Linked DNA regions of Homo sapiens: regions 1, 2, 3 and 5 are each linked to region 4. The links are chromatin loops, found by intact Hi-C in ENCODE. Cell type or tissue: heart right ventricle. All regions are shown on one strand.

Region 1 (4,000 bases), 190 kb before region 4:
GCTGTTCAGAAGGCTTTACCCTGCCCCACCTCCACAGCCCTCTCCTCCCACCGCTTGATTAGAACCAACAGAGGACAAAGGATGGGAGGAACCAGGCAGAGACTGGGAAACAGAGATAAAGAGTGGTCAGGACAAGGCAGGGGCCAGAGGGGAACCACCGAGGAGCTGACTCCAGCTGGGGAAGGTGCGGGAGACCGGGTGCCCAGACCTTACCTGCATACTCAGGGTCCACGTGCGGCGGGTAGTAGCCAAACTTGATGAAGATAGGGATGGGGACCCCGAACTTGAACCACTCTACGACATAGGGTGGGGGCTGTCCCGTCACTGGGTGGATCACGTCGCATCGCAGGACCACGCTCTCCCCAGCTCTTGCCGTCACAAACTCGGGCTCCTCTCGCAGGCCGTGGGCGCCTGATGGGGACGGCCAGGTTGGACACAGAAAGGAGGTGACAAAGAGATCCTGCCCCAGCAGCCCCATGTCCGTGTCACAGGGTCACCCCGCCCCCCACCAGCTGCCCTCCATGGGCCACCGTACCCTCCCAGGAGGGTCCCAGGCACACCCTCCATCCCTCTCCCCCTCGCTGCTCATACCTCCCTCTGTCCTGGGGCCCCCAGGCATCCACAACTTGGGGGAAAGGAAGGGAGAGGAAAAGAGAGGGAAGCCATTCTCTTCAGCCCTACACGCCAGCTCTTCCCTCCCCAGTCTCAAAGAGCCGCAGGCGTCATCCAGCCCCACCCCCTGCTGGCATCCTGCCCCAAGAATTACAAGGAGTCCAGGACATGGAGGTGAGGGGCCCGGCCCCCTCTGGAGGCCCACGGCACTGCCCAGTTGTGGCCGCTCGTGCACAGGGAACATTCTTTCTGCTCCAGGACGCCTGCCACTACAGCCTGGTGGGAAATGACAGAGCCAGCCTTCCTCCTCCACCCCACCCCCAGCTCAGCCCGATGTGCATGGCACAAAACAAGGGTACTCCATGCAGGAGCAGGGAAATCCCTAACAAGCTCAGCCGAGGCTGCTCGTGGCAACACCAGAGGGAAACCCCGCAGGCTGAGCCGGCCTCTCCAGCCCCTCCTCCCAGCACAGTTCTGCCAGCCCTGCCGCAGAGGGGGGAGTGGGAGGGGCCCAAGCCCCAGACATCACCATTAGGAGAGCAGGATGCTGGCGACAGAGGAGGGAGATCCCAGGGCTGTCCCCACGTTGGGCAGAGGAAAACGAAATCAGACGGTGGGATAGGGAACACCCACCCTGGCTGGCAGCAGAGAGGGCGAGCAAGGCAGCAGGCGGGAGGACCACCCCTGCCTCCACCCCACCACAAGCTAGAGGACGCCGCAGAGAGGAAGAGCCACGCACCCCAAGCGCCGCAGCACCACTCCTGGGCCCAAAGAAGGCATGCAGCCCTCCTCCCACGCCAGGCTCCACTGCCAGGCAGGGCCAGGGAGGCCACAAGGTCACCTTGTCCAGTAACGTCCCAGGGAAAAGAACAGCTGAGGGGAAGCCTCACCCCCTTCATTCCCTGGTACTACCCCCTACTGCCAGTTGACCACAGCTTTCCCCAGCCCCAGACCCTTCTGGTCCCAGGCCGGGCACCCGACTCTCCAGGGCAGCACCTAGGACAGCAGCTGCAGTACCGAAGCGGCAGCTTAAAGACAGAGAGCCAGCTGGGGACTCCCGCAGGGGAGGATGCCCAGAGGAGGGCAGCACCAGCCCCTGCCATTCCCCATTCCGGTGCCTCGGTCTGACTCTCTCTGCATCTCGGACCCCTGTGTGCACCTCGCTGTCTCTTATCCCTTCATGTCTGTGTCTGGCCACCTCTCTGTGTCTGTGCACGCACACACACATGCTGGGCTCCTCTGTGTTTGTTCTCTCTCTCTCTCTCTCTCTCTCTCTCTCTCGCATCTCTGGATCTCTGTTTGTCTGTCTTACTGGTTCCTCTGTGTGTCTGTCTGTCTGTCTCTCTCTAGCTCCTTCTCTGGATCTCTGTTTGTCTGTCTGCCTTGCTGGCTCCTCTGTCTGCCTGTCTGTCTGCCTATCTGTCCTGCGGGCTCCATTTCTGCATGTGTCTGTCCGTCCATCTCTCTCTGGCTCCTGCTCCTTCACCATGTCTTTCTGTGTCTCCCTCTGTCTCTTTCTCTCTAGCTCTTGCTCTGTGTGGGTGACTGTGTCTACCTGCCTATCTCTCTCCCTGTTTCTGTCTACCAGCATGTGTGCGTGTGTGTGTGTGTGTGTGTGTGTGTGTGTGTGTCTGTGTGTGTTTCGGTTGGCTCATGCAAGGGGAGGGGTTCTGCCTGCTTCTCTGTATGCAAGGGCTCCGTCTCTGCATGTATGTACTTCTGTGTCTGTGGCTCTCCGTGTCTGTCTGTATGTCATCTCTGTGTGTCTTGTTCTCCCCCTCCCCCTCCCCTGCAAGTTGCGGAAGAGGGAGGAGGCAAGCCCTTCCAGAAGCTGATTGGCTCCCGGTGACATCACAGTTTTCTAGAGAAAGAGCTAAGATCACAGAGTATTTTTGGAGCAGAGCAGAGCATTGCACTCACCTGCCTGAGGCCCCAGCATGCTTCCCAATTTCCCCCACCCCCAACCTTGCTTCAGGCTAAGTTTGCAACCCAGCCCCTCAGGGAAAGCAGGGAGAGTGCCCAGCTGCAGCCTCACCTCCCCCACAGCCCCAGGGGCCCTCAGCAGGAGAGGCTGCCTCCCAGCAGCCAGGATCACAAAGGCGGATGCTGGACCAAGAGGAATGGGTGAATAATGGGTGCCATGAGTTTGCAGAGAAGCTGTGTGTGTGTGTGTGTGTGTGTGTGTGTGTGTGTGTGTGTGTGTGTCTACAGCACACACCTGTGAGGAGATAAGAAACTACAAGAGCCTAGGGGAAGAGGAGGGAGTTATTCCCAGGTGCCAGGTTACCTGGAGGAGGGCAGAGTGGGCAACAGAAGGTGGTTCCTTCCCAGGGCTTTGGCCCAGGCAGGAGGAACAGAGGCCTAGGGGGACAGCAGGCACCTCCAACAGTGGAGTTTGCTCTGGTGAGCTGGCTTCCAGGTGGAGGGCTCTAGCGGGCAACGCCAGGAGGTGGGTTGGCTTTGACGTGGGTTCCCGCTGTGAGGCTGCTCATTTGCACCGAGCCAGCCTCATTTTCACTGCACAGCAACGAGGCAGGCTCTTCAAATCTTCCCCAGCGCTGGGATTCCACCCCAGCCCCAGCCAGCCCCTGGGCTAAGCGCTGAGCACCCAACCCAAGGCCTACCTCCAAGGCAGGCCGTCCCCTCCCAGCATCTCTTCCCAAAGACCCTTTCAACCAGGGAGAGGCAGCTGCAGAGAGGACACATCCCAAAGAGGATAAGCAAGACAAAATGAGAGGGAGCTTCCCCAGAATAAAGCAGTGGTGTGGGCGCCCATGTCCTGGCCTCCACCCTCGCTCCAAGCCCTCTTGCTTTTCTGGATCCTAGAATATTTATTGGTTTTCTGTCATCTCCTTCACACACACATGCGCACGCACACACACACGCACGGCATATTCTCTCACTCCATCACCCACAAGCACTTCTCCCTAAGCCTGATCATTTCTGAGCCAAAGTATGTCTAATAACACACTCTCTCCAGAAAAGCTCAATATGAAAAAAAGTAATCAGGCTAGCAGTAAAGAGGGAAGATGGAGGATAGATAGAGAAACCCAAATACAGGGGGAAACCAAACCCACATCCAGGAGCAAAAGAGGTGCAAAGTGGAGAGCAAAGAGGAGAGCAGAGGAGGGGCCAGGTGTGGAGCCCAGCCCTGGGAGGGTGAGTTCAGGCCAGCTGGACACAGACACACCTGTGTGTGTCTGTGTTCTGTCAGAACACCCCAGAGCCTGGGTGGGGGCAGATGGAGACTGGAAGGGGGAGGGGCTGGCTCCTGAAGGGAGTGGGGAGGAAGGGGAGGAAGAGAGGAAGGGGAGGGTGGAGTGTGCTGAGCCCCTCTCCATCACAGCAGCTCAGAGGGGCCAGGCTCCCCCCTCAAAGGGGGAAAACC
Region 2 (4,000 bases), 89 kb before region 4:
AGCATAGTGTCAGGCACACTGCATGATGATGAATCGAATGTAGTGTCCACACATAGAGTTTAACGCCTAGTGAGGGACATACAGTAAAGGTACGCATGACTAGAATATTCTATGCTCCCAATAGAAAGAAAAATGTTCAGGGATGGCCATCCCAAGTGCCCTGACTTAATCATCACACATTATATACATGGATCAGAATATCACATGGTCCCCAAAATATCTACGATGTATGAAAAAACCAGAATATACCTCGAAGCACCAGATAATGCTCCTAAAAGAAGGATCTGTGGAGTCCCAGGGAGGGTTTCAGAGAGGATGAGGGAAGTTCCCAGCTGGAAAGACTTGCAAAAGCCCCATGGAAGAAATCTGAGTTCACCTTCAGGATGGCTAGGATTTAAAGGCACAGAGGGAGAAAGAAGGGCATTCTGAGCAAAAGCCATGCTACCAGCAAAGTGGAAGAACCAGTGCCGTCTGGGGGAAGAAGGATACACCAGTCTGACCGAGGCACACGACAGGCAGTCGGGGCAGACGCGGCGTGAACACAGGCAAAGTCTGAGGACGCTCTGAAATTGAAAGCCAGGCCCTGCAGTTTCTCAAGGTCACAGAGTGAGGAGAAGAGCAGGACTTCCGACGTGAACTGCAGTGCTCCTTCACAGATGACAGATGGCACTTTTCCCCTTGTGATGCTTTGGCCCCTCCCTGCTGGAGGAACCCTGTGGCTGACTCCTCCCCTCCCCAGGGGGTCTCTGGATGCAAAGCAAGGAGACCCCAGGCTAACAATCCAGGCTGTTCTACTCTGGCTTTTGCATTTTTTTTTTTGGATAAGTACGTGGCCAGGCAAGGTGGCTCACACTTGTAATCCCAGTACTTCCAGATGGGGAAGCAGGAAGATCGCTTGAGCCCAGAAGTTTGAGACCAGCCTAAGCAACATAGTGAGACCTCATCCCTACAAAAAATTTTAAAAATTAGCTGGAAGTGGTGGCACACACCTGTGGTCCCAGTTACTTGGGAGGCTGAGGAAGACGGATCGCATGTGCCCAGGAGTTCAGGCTGCAGTGGGCTGTGGTCGTGACACTGCACTCAGCCTGGGTGACAGAGCGAGATCCTGTCTCTAAAACACAATCAATCTATATTTTTAAAACTCTTTTGAAGAGGGCAGCAAAATCCACCCCACCAACTGAACTAGGGTCGCACCCTGGCTCCTAAGCAGCCCAGTGTGAAATATTTGGAACTCTTACGGCTGTTCTTTCTTCTTCCTCATCTCCACACAAATACACTAACCTACGGCTTTCAGTCTTAGCCCTTTATTGCTTTATGTACATGCCCGGCTCAGGGCTTACATCCATCTGGGTATCTCTGCTTAAGACTGCAAGTTCTTAAAATACCGGGATGCTGCCTGTAATCCCAGCACTTTGGGAGGCTGAGGCGAGAGGATCCCTTGAGGCCAGGAGTTCGAGACCAGCCTGTGCAACACAGAAGACACTATCTCTACAAAAAATTAAAAAATTAGCTAGGCATAGTGGCACATGCCTGTGGTCCCAGCTACTCCGGAGATTGAAGCAGGAGGATCACTTGAGTGAGGGAGGTGGAGGCTCCAGTGAGTCGTGATCGTGCCACTGCACTCCAGCCTGGACGACAGAGCGAGACCCTGCCCCCTCGCCAAAAAAAAAATACTGGGATGCTATACACAAAATTGCCTTGAAAACTTGAGCACGGAACACCAAACAGCTAAGCGTGCCGGTTTGGGGAGGGCGGGGGAGGAATAAGGAGCTGCAACGGTAAGAGGCCGCCACACGGTGGCGCAGTGAGGCTGGGAAACGGTGCACCCCGCGCAGGAGGGGGCACTCCCCGTCGCGGCCACCCGGGGTGGGCAGGAGGCGGCGCGGGCTGGCTGGTCTCTCCCGAGAAGGTTCTCTCCCGAGAAGGGTGCGTCTCAGGGCTTGTCAGTGGACCCCTGGAACATGGGGAAGACGCACAGACAAGGGTTTCGCTCTTTGCTCTCCTCTCTCCTTGTCAGACCTCTGTGACCAAGAGAGGCCCAGGGGCACCTGAAGGCCACCACGGTTGTATCCTGCTCTGAGAACCCATCCCTAGGTTGGGAGAGGGAGCAGCCGTGTGCAGGTGGAGATCCTAGCGACAGGAGGAAGTGCCTGCCTGCGTGCGTGCGTGCCTGCGTGCGTGCGTGCCTGCGTACGTGCGTGCGTGCGTGCGCACTTGTCCTTGAGGTGCAGAGACTGGTGAGCAGGGTCAAAGATGCTTTTTTTTCTTAGTCTAATGAGCTCTTGGAAACAAAGCTAATCTCTGGAGGGAAGACACACCCTGGACATTTGCTGCTGGCCTGGAATGGATGTTTTAAGAGCCCATCCTACGAGACGGTTGGAATGCTTTTTTTTCCTTTTTTTTTTTCTTTTTGGTAGAGACAAGGTCTCACTATTACCCAGGCTGGTCTTAAACTCCTGGACTCAAGCGATCCTCCCGTCTCAACTTTCCAAAGTGCTGGGATTACAGACAACAGCCGCCATGCCTGGAGGTTTGAATGCTTCTAAGAAGCACAGGACATTGATGATTACACATTGTATCCGTGTATCAAAATATCACATGTATCCCACATGATAATGTACAATTATCATGTATCGAGTAAAAAAATAAGCACAGGAGAGCTTCCTTTCTGTTCTTATCCAAAACCCTTCCTACACATAGACTGGGCACATCAAAAATGTTCCCACCACAGTCCATATTTGTTACTAAATATACACTCCTGGCCGGGCGCAGTGGCTGACGTGTGTAATCCCAACACTTTGGGAAGCCGAGGCAGCATAGTAGTTCAAGACTGGCCTGAGCAACATGGCAAAACCCCATCTCTACAAAAAATACCAAAAAAAAAAAAAATAATAGCCTGGGGTGATGGCATACACCTGTAGTCCCAACTACTCAGGAGGCTGAGGTGGAAGGATCACTTGAGCCCAGGAGGTCAGGGCTGCAGTGAGCCGAGATCACGCCACTGCTTTCCAGCCTGGGCGACAGAGTAAGACCCTGTCTCAAAAATAAAAAGGAGCCAGGCGCGGTGGCTCACGCCTGTAATCGCAGCACTTTGGGAGGCCGAAGCGGGCGGATCACCAGGTCAGGGGTTCAAGACCATCCTGGCTAACACAGTGAAACACTGTCTCTACTAAAAATACAAAAAAAATTAGACGGGCATGGTGATGGGTGCCTGTGGTCCCAGCTACTCGGGAGGCTGAGGCAGGAGAATGGCATGAACCCGGGAGCGGAGGTTGCAGTGAGCCGAGATCGCGCCACTGCACTCCAGCATGGGGGACAGAGCCAGACTCCATCTCTAAATAAATAAATAGTGGAAAAAAAATTCTACCAGTGTCCTTTCCAGACACTCCTGAACAGCTTTCTGCAAAATGCTGATCATAAGCACGTCTATGCACGTGTTACTGGAAAGGGGTCCCAATCCAGACGCCAAGAGAGGGTTCTTGGATCTCACTCAAGAGAGAATTCGGGGCACGTCCATAAAGTGAAAGCAAATTTATTAAGAAAGGAAAGGAATAAAAGAATGGTTACTCCATAGGTAGAGCAGCTCTGAGGGCTGCTGGTTGCCCATTTTTATGGTTATTTCTTAATGATATGCTAAACAAGAGGTAGATTATTCGTGCCTCCCCTTTTTAGACCATATAGGCTAACTTCCTGACGTTGCCATGGCATTTGTAAACTGTCATGGCGCTGCTGGGAGTGCAGCAGTGAGGACGACCAGAGGTCATTCTCTGCCATCTTGGTTTTGGTGGGTTTGGGCCGGCTTCTTTTCTGAAACCTGTTTTATCAGCAAGGTCTTTACGACCTGTATGTTGTGCCAACCTCTTATCTCATCCTGTGACTCAGAAAGCCTAACCCGTGGGAGTGCAGCCCAGCAGGTCTCAGTTTTTTCACCAAGGCCCCATTCAAGATGGAGTTGCTCTGGTTCAGATGCCTCTGACACACAGATGCCCACAGATCCATC
Region 3 (4,000 bases), 170 kb before region 4:
GCAGCTTTATCTCACTGCCCCCACCCTTCCCGGGAGCCTTGGCATGCACATTGCCCCAGCAGGTGCAGGGGACAGGAAGAGAGGGGCTGGGGACCAGACAGGGGGCAGAGGTCAGATGGAAACATCAGCCTGCCTTCCTCCGCTGCTACCCCGCTGCCCGGCCTCTTTCACAGTCTTCTATCCTAACCCCTCCCTTCTCTGTTTCTCTCCTCTCCTCCTCTCTGTCCCTCCCCTCGCTGGGCTTCAGAGTGGTATGGACAGCCTAGAGACAGATCCGGATTTATTCTTGGAAAACACGTCCATGGCAGAGGGTACCACAGCAACAAGTTTCCATGGTACTTGGACACAAGGCAAATATGGCACAGAGGAGAGATTCCTGGACTCTGAGTCAGAAGACCTGGGTCCTGTCCCTGCCTCTCCTCACCACCAGTGCCTCCTTAAGCAAGTTGCGTAACCTCCCTAAGCCTCGTTTTTTTACAAATGTCCAACCACTCAATCAACAGTCTGAACAAACCAACGTGTGCCAAGCACCTACTGGGAGCTGAGCACTTTACTAGGTGCAAGACAAGTAACACAAACATGGTTCTTGCCCTCACAGTACGTACAGCTAAGAGACAACAGGGTTGCTCAGAAGAATTAGTGAGCTAAGAGGTTAGTATGGCAGCCAGTCCGCAGCAAGTGCTCAAGAGGTGCTATGCACAGGAGGTCTACCAGAAGCCCAGTGAGGAGAGCGCAGCCGGACCTCCATCTGCCCTGTGGGATGTGGTTGCAATGGCCCTGACTAGAATTAGAGGGTGGTGCTTAACCTCTGACCTTGTCTGCAGCCCAGTGTCTGTTCTAGGTGGTTAAAGACAAGGGGAAAACATGAGATAGAGGATAGAGAGGACTGCCCAACCCGGCGAGGCCTGGCTGTCAAGGATATTTGGGTGTGTATGAATGAGAAGGGTGTGTTCCTGGGGGCAGGGTGAGAGGAATAAACATAATAACGGCACCTGTTTGAGAAAGGAGAGTTGATCCAGAGCCCTGACTGGGGAGGGCTCAGAAGCTGGACTCCCTCCCCACTCCCTTTCTAGGAAAGCAACTTGGAAAAACAGAGCCTGGGCCTTGGTGGTGGGCACAGCTGCCAGGGGAGCCTGGGGCAGTGGTGGGGGCGGGGTGCGTGTGGGAGGAGGCCAGTGGAGGCACTGAAAAGAGAGTCTCATGGGGAATCCGGGACAATGAGCTGATGGAAGGGGGAATATGGGGAGAAGGAGACGGAGGGGCTGGCTCTGCGAGGGCTGCTCTCCTGGCAGCTTCCCAAGGTTAATTGAGGGGCACCGAGCAGCCTCTGCAACATTCCAACAAGAGGGAGGCTGGTTTGAAAAGAGCATTTGCTGTGGGGAGAAGGGGCCTTTCTCTGCCCTGGGCTGCTGTCCCTTTGTGGAGGTTCTTTGAGGCATGAGCCCTGTGAAAAAGCAGGGACTGAGGAGGGGCCAGGGTGGATGGTTCACCATTCATCATCCAGGCCAACGGGCTGCTCTTGGCAGAGAAGAAGGGGTCAGTGGCTGGTTCAGCCACCCTCAGCCCTGAAATGATGGTAGCTGGGAAATCTCTGTACACGGAATTCCACCGAGTCTGACTCTAACATGATTTATGGGCATTTAGAGAAGGGCACGAAGGAAGAGAAGGGGAGGAGGCTGAGTATCAGCTGAAGGACAGGCAGGACAGGCAGTGCCCTTGGGGGGATCAGGAGTTGGCAGTGTAGAAGAAAATGTTGACAGTTTTTCAGAGACCTGTGTCTAGGTTGAAGGGTTTGGCATAATCAGAAATGCCCAGGCTTTTACCATATGGTGTGCTAACATAACTAAAACCCACGTGTTTCCACAAACACACACACAAGCAACATGCTGCACACACAGACATTGTAGGAACACACACACGTATGCAAAATCACACGTACAGAGGTCCACACACCAATGTGGGCCCTCCTGCGCACACACTCACACGCAGAATCTCTTCAGATAACCACACATATGTTATCTTCACCATCTGCTCCCTCTGGAGCTGCTCGTATGTGCAAGTGTGTGCCACATCCTCACGCATCGCGAGGCTAACGTGGGTTGTGTGCAGGTAGGACGCGTGAACACACGTGTTCATGTGCAGGTGGGCCTCGTGCTCTCCCACACCAGAACTCCTGGCATAGACGTACCCAGGACACCCTTCTCGTCTTGCCTAAAGCAGGTCCCAGGGAGACTTGTCCCCCCATACCCACCTTCTCCACCCCTGCTCCGGTCCCAGCGTCCAGGCTGCCGATGCCTCACGCAGTCCCGGCCTCCGGGGCACCCCCGGGTCCCACCCGCCCGGGCTACAGGCGCTGGGGAGCGACCGTCAGCAGGTGGCGCCGGCGGGAGCCTCGCGGAACCGACTGGCAGAAGGAGGACAAATCCGGTTTCCGCGCGGAAATGCGGCCATGCCGGCTAGTGCCTAACCCTCCTCACTGTGCTGAGACCGAGCCCCGGAATGATCTACCGAGACCACCAGGCCAAAGAACGCCACTCCCAAGAGAGAAGAGACAAAGGACAAGATCCTGCCCCTGGGAGGAGACAAGAGGCGCAAGATCAGGGACAGGAAAGCGGCGGGGAGCAACGAACCTCTTCTGCGGGGTCAGCCAGGGGCCCGGGTGTGTGTGCTTGTGTTCCGTGTGCACCTGGCTCAGTGTCTGCATGCACATGTGAGCGCTGCACCCTCATGCAGGGCGCTACCCGTGTGTCAGTGGATATGGAAGAAGGAGGTGTGAAAAGCTTTGAGGACACAGGTGTGTGTGCGTGCATGCGTGTGTGAGTGTGTGCATACGTCCCTGCGTGTCTGCACATACGGCTGCGTACAGGGCGACTCACGGAAAAGGTAAAGATGAAGCCAAGAAAACTAGACCTCACAACTGCAGTACAGCCAGCACCCCACAGACCACAGTCGTTAGCCTCCCCCACATACTCCCCACACCACGCACACTCCAGGGACACACACTCGCACACCACCCACGCAGACAGGTGCTGTGCCACCCCATAGAGACCTGCCACCCACACACTTTCTCACATACACGCAGGCCAGTAGAGAACCTAGAGATGCATACAGATACAGCAACGGCACACCGGCTGTGTGTGCACATGCACGCGTGTGCACTCACACACATGCTGCGCTGTACCTGTAGATCCGTAGTGCCCCACACGCCCAAGAAAGGGAGAGAGGTTTAGGATGGACAGATGACTCTCATCCTGTAAAGCACCCTGGTTTCTGAGCCTCTGGAAATCAGAGAGACATGTGGCATCAGAAAGCCCCTTGTCTGAGGATAGGGGTGCAGGGGAGTGAACAGAGAGCCTTGTACACACACACCCGTGTGCCCCAGGCTGGGGGCAGTGGTGGTCCAGCCGAGTCCTTCAGCACTGTGGACAGCGCCTCCATAGCAGGGCTGCGAAGCCTGGAGCAGTTCTCAGAGGTGCAGGACACCAGAGGCCGCTTACCTGCATCCAGAAGACCAGCTAAGTCAGATATATTCAAGTCCAACCCTGTTGACCCAGGAGTCTTATAAACAGGGGTTGAAAATACCTACCTCTCAGGGCTGTCGGGATGATCAAATGACTGGAGACCATACAGCACCCAGCACTGTGCCTAACATGTACTAGAGAACACTGTCAATATCGCTAACAACCACTCTGGCTCCCAGCCCCAGGCACTTCCAGGCCAGGAGATGAATAGTCTGTGCAAAGCATATTGATTTCCTTGGTGACACAGCATTGCCATGTTGCGGGACCATAAGCCAGGAGATCTGGGTTCATGCCCCAGTCTTGCCAAATTTTTGAGATGTAGGCAGGTTACTCACCCCATGTGAGTCTCAGTTTCCTGTCTACTAACCTGGAATAATCACCATAATAATACTAACACATATTGAGCTTCGTGAACGCCAAGTCCTGTTATAAGCACTTTACAAAGATTAAATCCTTGAATCCTCATGACATTAAATGGA
Region 4 (4,000 bases):
CGTGGTGCTCATACTGAGAGAAATGTTTATGGCCAATAGTCCCTTAGAGCCAGTGGTGGCGTCTCGTCGAAGTCGTGGTGCTCATACTGAGAGAAATGTTTATGGCCAATAGTCCCTTAGAGCTAGTGGTGGCGTCTCGTCAAAGTCGTGGTGCTCATACTGAGAGAAATGTTTATGGCCAATAGTCCCTTAGAGCCAGTGGTGGTGTCTCGTCTAAGTCATGGTGCTCCTACTGAGAGAAATGTTTATGGCCAGTAGTCCCTTAGAGCCAGTGGTGGCGTCTCGTCGAAGTCGTGGTGCTCATACTGAGAGAAATGTTTATGGCCAATAGTCCCTTAGAGCCAGTGGTGGCGTCTCGTCGAAGTCGTGGTGCTCATACTGGAAGAAATGTTTATGGCCAATAGTCCCTTAGAGCCAGTGGTGGCGTCTGGTCGAAGTCGTGGTGCTCATGCTGAGAGAAATGTTTATGGCCACTAGTCCCTTAGAGCCAGTGGTGGTGTCTCGTCGAAGTCGTGGTGCTCATACTGGAAGAAATGTTTATGGCCAATAGTCCCTTAGAGCCAGTGGTGGTGTCTCGTCGAAGTCGTGGTGCTCATGCTGAGAGAAATGTTTGTGGCCACTTTCCTTAGAAGGAGCCCGTGTGGCCTTGGTAGAGACTCGGAGCCTCACATATCATTCTTTACTAGTGCATCACTGGGCGCTTTCATTTTGAAGGAGAAGTAGAAGGGGCTGCACATGCATGGTATGTATTTCTGGCTCCCAGAGGGAGTAGCCATGGTTATCCAAACAAAATAACATTATCTTCACTTGTCCTTTGTTCTATAACTTTTTGTGGAAGTGTTTTAGGAACCAATAGCAATTCAGGTATATTACACTTCTGTTTTCCATCCCTTTTTATTGAATTATTGTTTAGGGCTTTTGCTAGAATTAGTGAAATCTGACTATTTAGAAAGAAAAGATCCATGTAGCTGGGCCATTAAAGAAGATAAAGGAAAAGAATGGGCTGTGTGAGGCTGCCCAATATGCAAGGAGTTAAAGCAGCTTGGAGCAGAGTTGCTCTGTGATTTTCTTTAGCGGTTATCATAAGCCAGGACCCAGAGACCTTCATCAAGGTGTTCTGTATGAAGGCCTTCTTTGGGGATGGCATGTTTTATTAGAGGCATGGCAGCTAAAGAATAATATTTTGTAGGTAGTCCATGTACCTACTTGATCTTCTCTCCAAGATTAGTTGAGAAATTTTGAGACCATGGTAAACAGGTTTCTGATGTTTGCCCAAACCCATAAGGAATCAGATGCTAGTTTTGAAAGGGATTGCCATGCAATTAGTTATCTTGCTTTCATCAATGATATAAACTCAGCTTCGTGAAAATTACCGTGTTATATTATTATTTTTCTCATTTCAACAAAGACCGGTGAAAACTTCTTCGTGGACTGGAACCACCGGGTTGCTCATACAGCGAGGTGGACTCCTAGCTGGTTGATAACCATACCCAGAGAGTGTTGATGCCGTCCCGAAGGGAAGAGTTCCAGCCCAAGAGTCTGGCCCATATCACGTGCCACTGAGGGTGCCTGTGCAGGATTGGAAGCCTGGGGAAGAGGGGAAGATGGAGGGAGAAAGGGCAGAAGGCCCGGGCAGGTCTGGGAGGAGAGGTGTCGAAGGGTCAATAGGAAATGCTTAGACAAAGGCTTTAAAGCTCTGAGGGCTTTGTTCTGGGACTAAAAAGGAGAAGGAATTCTTAGAACTCTTCTCTTTCCCTTGGCTCCTTCCAGTGAAGGTCAGATTTGAGAGAGAAAGCAGTTAACTTGGCTTACCTAAGAGACTTTATTGTGGAATATTTTTCCATCCTCTGTGGTTAGTAACCATAGCCTACGCAGACGGGAAAACCTGACCTCAGTGCAAGGTTTCTCTGCCGTTTGAGATACATTGTCTCTGATTTTACTTTTCTTTCTCCTTCAGGCTGCCTGATAGGGGCTGTAAATCTCAAATCCAGCAATCGAACCCCAGTGGTACAGGAATTTGAAAGTAAGTACAAACGAAATGCCTAGGATAATGGGCACCATCTACTGGACATTTGATGTCTTGCAGCCAACTCAGGACACATCTGTCTCTGTAAGTGTGCCAGGGAGATGTTCCGGGTGGACTGCTCTGCGGTGCACAGGCCTGGAAGCATGGCATCAGCAGGCCGGCAGTGAGCCCTGTGCAGTTTTCCATCAGCTGTCATCGCACTCCTGCCTGGCTTTGTGATCACACAACAAATAAATTTCTTTTTTCTTTTTGAGATGGAGTCTCGCTCCTGTTGCCCAGGCTGGAGTGTAGTGGCGCAATCTTGGCTCACTGCAGCCTCTGCCTCCTGAGTAGCTGGGATTACAGGCACCCGCCACCACACCCAGCTGATTTTTGTACGGGGTTTTGCCATGTTTGGCCTGACTGGTCTCAAACTCCTGACCTCAGGTGATCCACCCTCCTTGGCCTCCCAAAGTGCTAAGATTACAGGTGTGAGCCACCGCGCCTGGCCAAGAAATTTCTTATATACAAGCAGGGTGTTTAAGGGAGGGGTACACTATGTAGTAAAATCCTTGCTAATTATCTTTATTGTTTTTCTGGCAAAAAATCCTTTCTCAAAGTCTCTTGGAGTGTGGAGTTGGCTACGTTTTTAATCTGCATGAAAGGCCTCTTGAATTAGAGCTTGCAGGGTCTGGGTGCAGCTGAACGTAGAAGCACTCCACATTCACCGAGAGCTCTTTTTCTTCTTTGCGTGTTAGGTGTGGAACTGTCTTGCATCATTACGGATTCGCAGACAAGTGACCCCAGGATCGAGTGGAAGAAAATTCAAGATGAACAAACCACATATGTGTTTTTTGACAACAAAATTCAGGGTATGATCCTGTAGTCCTCTTGCCTGCTGACCTTTCCTCTGTCCATAGACCTGGGTATACACTCTTGGCCAGAAACTTACCTCAGACTGGTAACCTGCATCTGTAGCTAGGACCGTTTTTTTTTTTTTAAAGATTTATAATTATGGAAAATTTCAAATATATGCAAAAGTAATGCAAATGGTATATCAAGCCTCCCTGTCCCTGTCCCCCAGCATCAACAAGTGCAGTTCATTAGCTAGGATCTTAATCTGCTCACAGCCCCATTTCTTTGGGGAATCAAAGTGAACATTTTCCTAGGCCATCTTCTCATGATCCTGATGTGAGTGATGTAGGTGAGTGAATGAGAAGGACCATATGTTTCAGCAAGGGCACAGCACAAATGGACTGAGCCACCCACTGTGTTTCTGGCTTGGTGCTGGGGTTGCCGATGGGGAGAAAACACGGTGTACCCTGAAGTGACATCCTCCCGGGTGGGAGGATGGTGGTCAGGGAAGGCTCCCCAAAGTGGCCTCTCTGGGTGCGGTGTGAAGGGTGGCTGGTTAGCAGGCAAGATGGTATGGAGGGAGGTGGTGATCAGGAGAGAATGCTGTGTATGAAGACGCAGAAGCAACAGACGGACTGGCTGATGGGAAAGACTGGAAGTTCCCCACTGTTGCCGGTACATGGACAGGGAGAGAGGGAGGAGAGGGGGGAGAGGGGCTGGAGAGGTTGCCTGGCCAGGCAGACTGCACTGAATGCCAGGCGAGCATGGGCGGTATCTGAGGGCCCGCTGTGAGGCTCTCAGGGGAGGTGCCGTGGCTGCATCTATGTTTCAGAAGACTGAAGTGGCTGCTGTAGAGAAGAGATTGGAGGCGGCACAACTCAGAGCAGAGGCCCAAGTCAGAGGCCTTCTGCAGAGTCCGGGAGAGGGCTGGTGGGGGGCCCCAAGCTGGGGTGCAGGCAGGGAGAGAGACTCGAGGGGAGGCCTGCTGGGGCTTGGCTGTGCCAAGGGGCACAGAGGGAGGCAGGCAGGTGGCTGGAGAGGAGGATGGCATCCTTTTTCTGACAGGAGGGCGGGAGCTGCAGGAGGTACACATGCAGGCTCGTGCATGAGTCGGAGCCTGTGGAGTTCTCAGAGAAGTTG
Region 5 (4,000 bases), 210 kb before region 4:
ATATCCAAGTTTAACGGAGCTACTGGAAAAAGAGATAATGCACTTTCTTCCAGGAGCTCTAAATTACTGGAGAAGGGGTTCTTCCCTGGACACACCTAGAAGAGAATTCTTCTTGGAACTTCTCTGCCCACCCCAGGTTAGGCTCAGCAAGGGCTGGGGTCAGTGCTCTGATTACGCCTGCTGGCCTCTCAGCCTGCCCTGCCCAGCTTGTAGCGGTGCCGGGACCCTCAGTAGAACACAGGTCCCCGCTGCCCCAGAGCTGGCCCCGAGCCTGTGGGCCATGATCTGAGGAGTCCAGGCCTTGGTAGCGAGTCTGGGAGAATCCAGGACCAGTGGTGAGGAGGTACAGGATGTGGCTGGCCTCACACACCCAAAGTTGGTCACTCAAAGCTTCCAGTGCCTCTAGAGTCTTGTCGCTTCCCGGATTTGGGAAGCAGCAGCAAGGAAGAGCAAAGCCCTCACCTGTGACAGATCCTTGGCAAAGAACTCTCCTTCGGTGCCGGGGATGCCATCGTCGAGCAACTCCCAGCGCTCTGCGACACGGAACTCCATGATGTAGCGGTCGATGGGAAAGCTGTGGTTGGCAGGCGGAAGCCAGGACAGGAGCACACCCTGCTGAGTCCGATTGGCTATGAGGCACCTCGGTGGGGTGACCAGCACCAGGGGTTCTGGAGTTGTAATAGGGAATGCTGCGGCGGGGGAAGGAGAAGAACCACAGCGCATCAGCGAGGCCCAGGGCAGCCACCGCACCCCCCACACTCCTGTGCACATGTCAGGGCCCAGAGGGAAGCAGAGTCAGGGCCCGGGGCCCAGGGCTTCAGGGTTCTGCCTTCAGAGTACGTCTAAACATACATGAGGGAATCGTGTACTGCAAAAGGGAAGAGAAATGGGAACTATGGGGAAGGAGGAATAATTAAATGTCATCAAAGTATCTCCTGTGCTCTTCCAGGGAGCTAGGGATATCTTCTTTCTCACAGCACAGCAGTCACTCTTTCCATTCCCTTCTTGGCCGGGGTTTGGGGGTCAACACAAGGCCCCACAGAGGTGCCAAGGACTGGGGGTGAGCATCCCAGACTGCTGTCCACCTTGGCGGCCGCTCAGGAGCGGATTCTGGGAAAGGGGCTGGAGTCGCGCCACCTACACCACCTAGGAAAAGCCTGTTCACAGTGGCCCTTTCTCTGGCTCCAGAGCAGAGCAAACACAACTGTGGCCAGGCAGGGAGGAGTATGAGGCTGCCTCCAGGAAGGTGGCCTGGAAGACTCTGCAGCGGGAGGCAGCCACATGCCTACCGCCCAGTGACGCTGGGGCCAGAGGCCAGAACCGGCAGGCGCTGCCAAGGAGGGAGGATGCCCAATCTCCCCTGAAAGCAAACATGTGGCCTGACAAGGAAAGAGAAAATTCTAAGTGTCTTTCTTCCACCTGAAAAAGCAACAGGAATTCGGCCAATGGCACTCTGATGCAGGACCAGCAAACCCCACAGAGACCACAACAAATCCTCACGGGGAGATCAGATGGCACGGCTCTGTGGAGCACTCAGCAAGGTACCGGCACACAGGAGGCCGACTGCTATAGCTGCCTGGGCCACCGCCCCCACCACCTCTACAACCCCCGCTCCCAACATCCCACCCCGGGCCCTCACCTAAAGTGTTCACAGTGACCACCTCACTGAAGGCGCTGGTTCCCAGCTTGTTCTGGGCCAGGACGCTGAACTGGTACGCTGTCTCAGGCTCCAGGGTGTCCACCAGCAGCCAGCTGGGTCCTGGCGGCACTGGCAAGGACAGCCAGTCATGGGGCCCAAACTGTGCCCGCTTCATCCTGGCCAAAAGAGAGAGACAGGATAGGGGACGAGGGGCGGGGTGGGTCACACTGGAGAGAAGAGGGTGCATGCAGGGTGCTCAGGGAGAAGGCACTGGTGGGCCTGGCGTTCCTAGGTTCAAGGGCAAGAAGAGGGCATGGCCCAGAGTGGATGCCCTGCCCAGCTTTGGCTGTGCCAATCCTCCTGATGCTGGGTCACCAACCACAGCTGGCATCTTTTCTACCAAAGGGGCCTTTAGGTGCAAGTCGTGCTCAGGACACTGGTCAGATGGATTACCAGCTGCATTGTGGGAGAATCCCACCCTGGTCACAACCCTAAGAACAAGCTCTGCCTTGGGAGAGTAAGGCTCTGGGGTATGGGGATAAGCGGCTCAACAGTGGCAGGATGAGGGAAGGAGCCCAGGACCTGGCTGCACACACCCCCAGGGACAGCTGAAGTAGGGCCTCGGGTAACCCACAGGGCTCATTCATCCAATCAGACTGGAGTCACCTGAGATGTCCAGGGTATAAGACCATAATGACCAGGGGTTTCCCCACAGTGGGGCCAGGATCCCTAAGGCCGTAAGGGTTGGAAGAAGGTCACGCTATGCATGGAGAGTAGGAAGACGGGCCGAGGGTGTTCCCTTGTTCCACAGGCTCCCAACTCCCAGCAAAGCCGGAGGGCTATGGGTGCAGTGCTGCCACGTCACCACAGGGAGGAGACATGGTCCTGTGGGACTGGCCCTCTCCTTGCAGCCCTGAGCTGTAACCTGGTGGGTGCCCTCCAGGATCCACTCCCGGGTCCCGGCTCACTACCGTGCACGCCCAGGAGGGTGAGATGAGGCAGCGGAAAGCAGTACAAAAAGAAGCCGGCGCCAAACGTCGGAGTCAGTGCACAGAGTTAGAGGCAGGCAGAAAGAAAGGAGACCTCCCCAACCTCGGCCCCGCCCTTCCCTGGCCCAGGCAACAAAGCAGCGAGGAGCCACGTGTGGAAAAGCAGTGCAGATGAGCAGCAGCGTGGAGCAGCAGCGTGAAGCAGCACCGCAAGCAGCAGGGGAGCCCCAATCTACACCTGAGCCCCCCATCGTATGCCCAGACCTCCCACCCAGGCATCTCCAAAGACAGCTTGACCACACCAAATGTCCCACCCTGGACACCTAGGCGCTGAGCAGCACCGGTCTCCCAGCAGCCACCGGGCAGGCTGGTTAGGGCCCCCACGCTGCTGCGGGAGGAACAGAGTAAGGGGACGGGAGGTGAGCTGCGGCAACTCCCATCATCCAGGTGCAGTTCTCCAATCAGAATCAAGACACCCAGGACACTCCGCCCGGGAAGCAGCCACCGAACCACCATGATGGGAGACAGAGCGGGTGCCCCTCTCAACTTCCCTCGCTGCTGAGAAGTGGATAAAGGGGTCTCCCTGAACCCCCTGAGCTGCCCCAGGTGCCTGCCTTTTCCCCCTCCCCTCGAGCTCCCCCTCCTCGAGTTGAGCCTGGCTAGAGAGACACCTGCAGGTGAGACAGGTCTAAAAGAAGGCACTGAGGGGCTCGCCCTCCCAGCTCAAGGTTGTCACCCCCGGGGCAGGGCAGGTGGCTGCCACTCTTACTCAAACAGGAGTGTAGGGAGGGGCAGCCCTTGGGGGTGGGAGGAGTCAGCTAGGCTTCCTTCTCCTCCCTTCCTGTGCCTCCTGCCCTCACCCCGCTTGGCACATTTTTGAGATCTGTATCTACCCTAAGGTTTGCGCAAAGACCTCATATGACTGCATCTGGCTAAACTGACAACAGAGGAATGAAAACAATCGAGAAACACATGGTCCTAGAGAGAAAATGCAGGGGCTGACCCCAAGGCTGGGAAGTGAGCATCACCTCTCCACACCAGTTTCTGTGGCCTCTGGGGAAAAGACAGAATAAAAACTAGACTACAGGAGGTGGGGAGGGTGAACACGTACAAATCATAGTGAGAAAGAACCAGTAAGACCTGGTGTTTGCCAGCACAACAGGATTACAAGCAACAATAATGTATCATACATTCTTAAACCACTATGAGTATAATTGGATTGTTGGAACACAAAGGACAAATGTTTGAGGGGTGGATACCCCTTTACCCTGATGCGATTATTACACACTGCATGCCTATATCAAAATATCTCACGTACCCCATACCTACAAACGTATGTACCATGTACCCACAAAAATTACAAATACAAAAA

The links. Peaks named below come from ENCODE experiments on the same cell type or tissue, not always from the same donor. Only the 100,000 strongest peaks of a DNase experiment are listed, where the experiment ranks them.
Region 1: it touches region 4 in a loop (5-fold over the local background); 22 of 110 quality-filtered maps call a loop at or near these places.
Region 2: a loop joins it to region 4, with 7 times the contacts of the local background. A loop is called at or near these places in 102 of 110 quality-filtered maps.
Region 3: it touches region 4 in a loop (2.7-fold over the local background); 19 of 110 quality-filtered maps call a loop at or near these places.
Region 5: it touches region 4 in a loop (4-fold over the local background); 93 of 110 quality-filtered maps call a loop at or near these places.

Annotation. Positions count from the first base shown.
Region 1 is chr11:133,945,848-133,949,847 of GRCh38, forward strand. IGSF9B (immunoglobulin superfamily member 9B) reads right to left here. Exons shown (of 20, transcript NM_001277285.4): 2 at 214-411. Among named protein-coding and RNA genes, the nearest start is that of IGSF9B, 9.1 kb to the right of the region's middle. RefSeq lists enhancers at 620-1,348, 1,624-1,853. In heart right ventricle, a CTCF peak has its summit at 1,686 (motif pointing right); a DNase peak (open chromatin) is centred at 1,683; H3K4me3 peaks cover 1,543 bases; H3K27ac peaks cover 3,878 bases; H3K27me3 peaks cover 301 bases.
Region 2 is chr11:134,048,866-134,052,865 of GRCh38, forward strand. No RefSeq gene overlaps it. Among named protein-coding and RNA genes, the nearest start is that of JAM3, 18 kb to the right of the region's middle. In heart right ventricle, a CTCF peak has its summit at 1,805 (motif pointing right); DNase peaks (open chromatin) are centred at 1,806 and 2,176; H3K4me3 peaks cover 589 bases.
Region 3 is chr11:133,965,081-133,969,080 of GRCh38, forward strand. No RefSeq gene overlaps it. Among named protein-coding and RNA genes, the nearest start is that of IGSF9B, 10 kb to the left of the region's middle. In heart right ventricle, CTCF peaks have their summits at 2,345 (motif pointing right) and 2,546; a DNase peak (open chromatin) is centred at 2,404; H3K4me3 peaks cover 555 bases; H3K27me3 peaks cover 283 bases.
Region 4 is chr11:134,137,894-134,141,893 of GRCh38, forward strand. JAM3 (junctional adhesion molecule 3) reads left to right here. Exons shown (of 9, transcript NM_032801.5): 2 at 1,958-2,023; 3 at 2,764-2,877. Among named protein-coding and RNA genes, the nearest start is that of SNORD153, 11 kb to the right of the region's middle. In heart right ventricle, CTCF peaks have their summits at 2,071 (motif pointing left) and 2,270; a DNase peak (open chromatin) is centred at 2,078; H3K27ac peaks cover 660 bases.
Region 5 is chr11:133,925,277-133,929,276 of GRCh38, forward strand. It overlaps IGSF9B (immunoglobulin superfamily member 9B), which reads right to left. Exons shown (of 20, transcript NM_001277285.4): 13 at 1,640-1,815; 14 at 463-689. Among named protein-coding and RNA genes, the nearest start is that of MIR4697, 29 kb to the left of the region's middle. RefSeq lists a silencer at 2,328-2,417. In heart right ventricle, a CTCF peak has its summit at 2,497; a DNase peak (open chromatin) is centred at 2,505; H3K4me3 peaks cover 462 bases.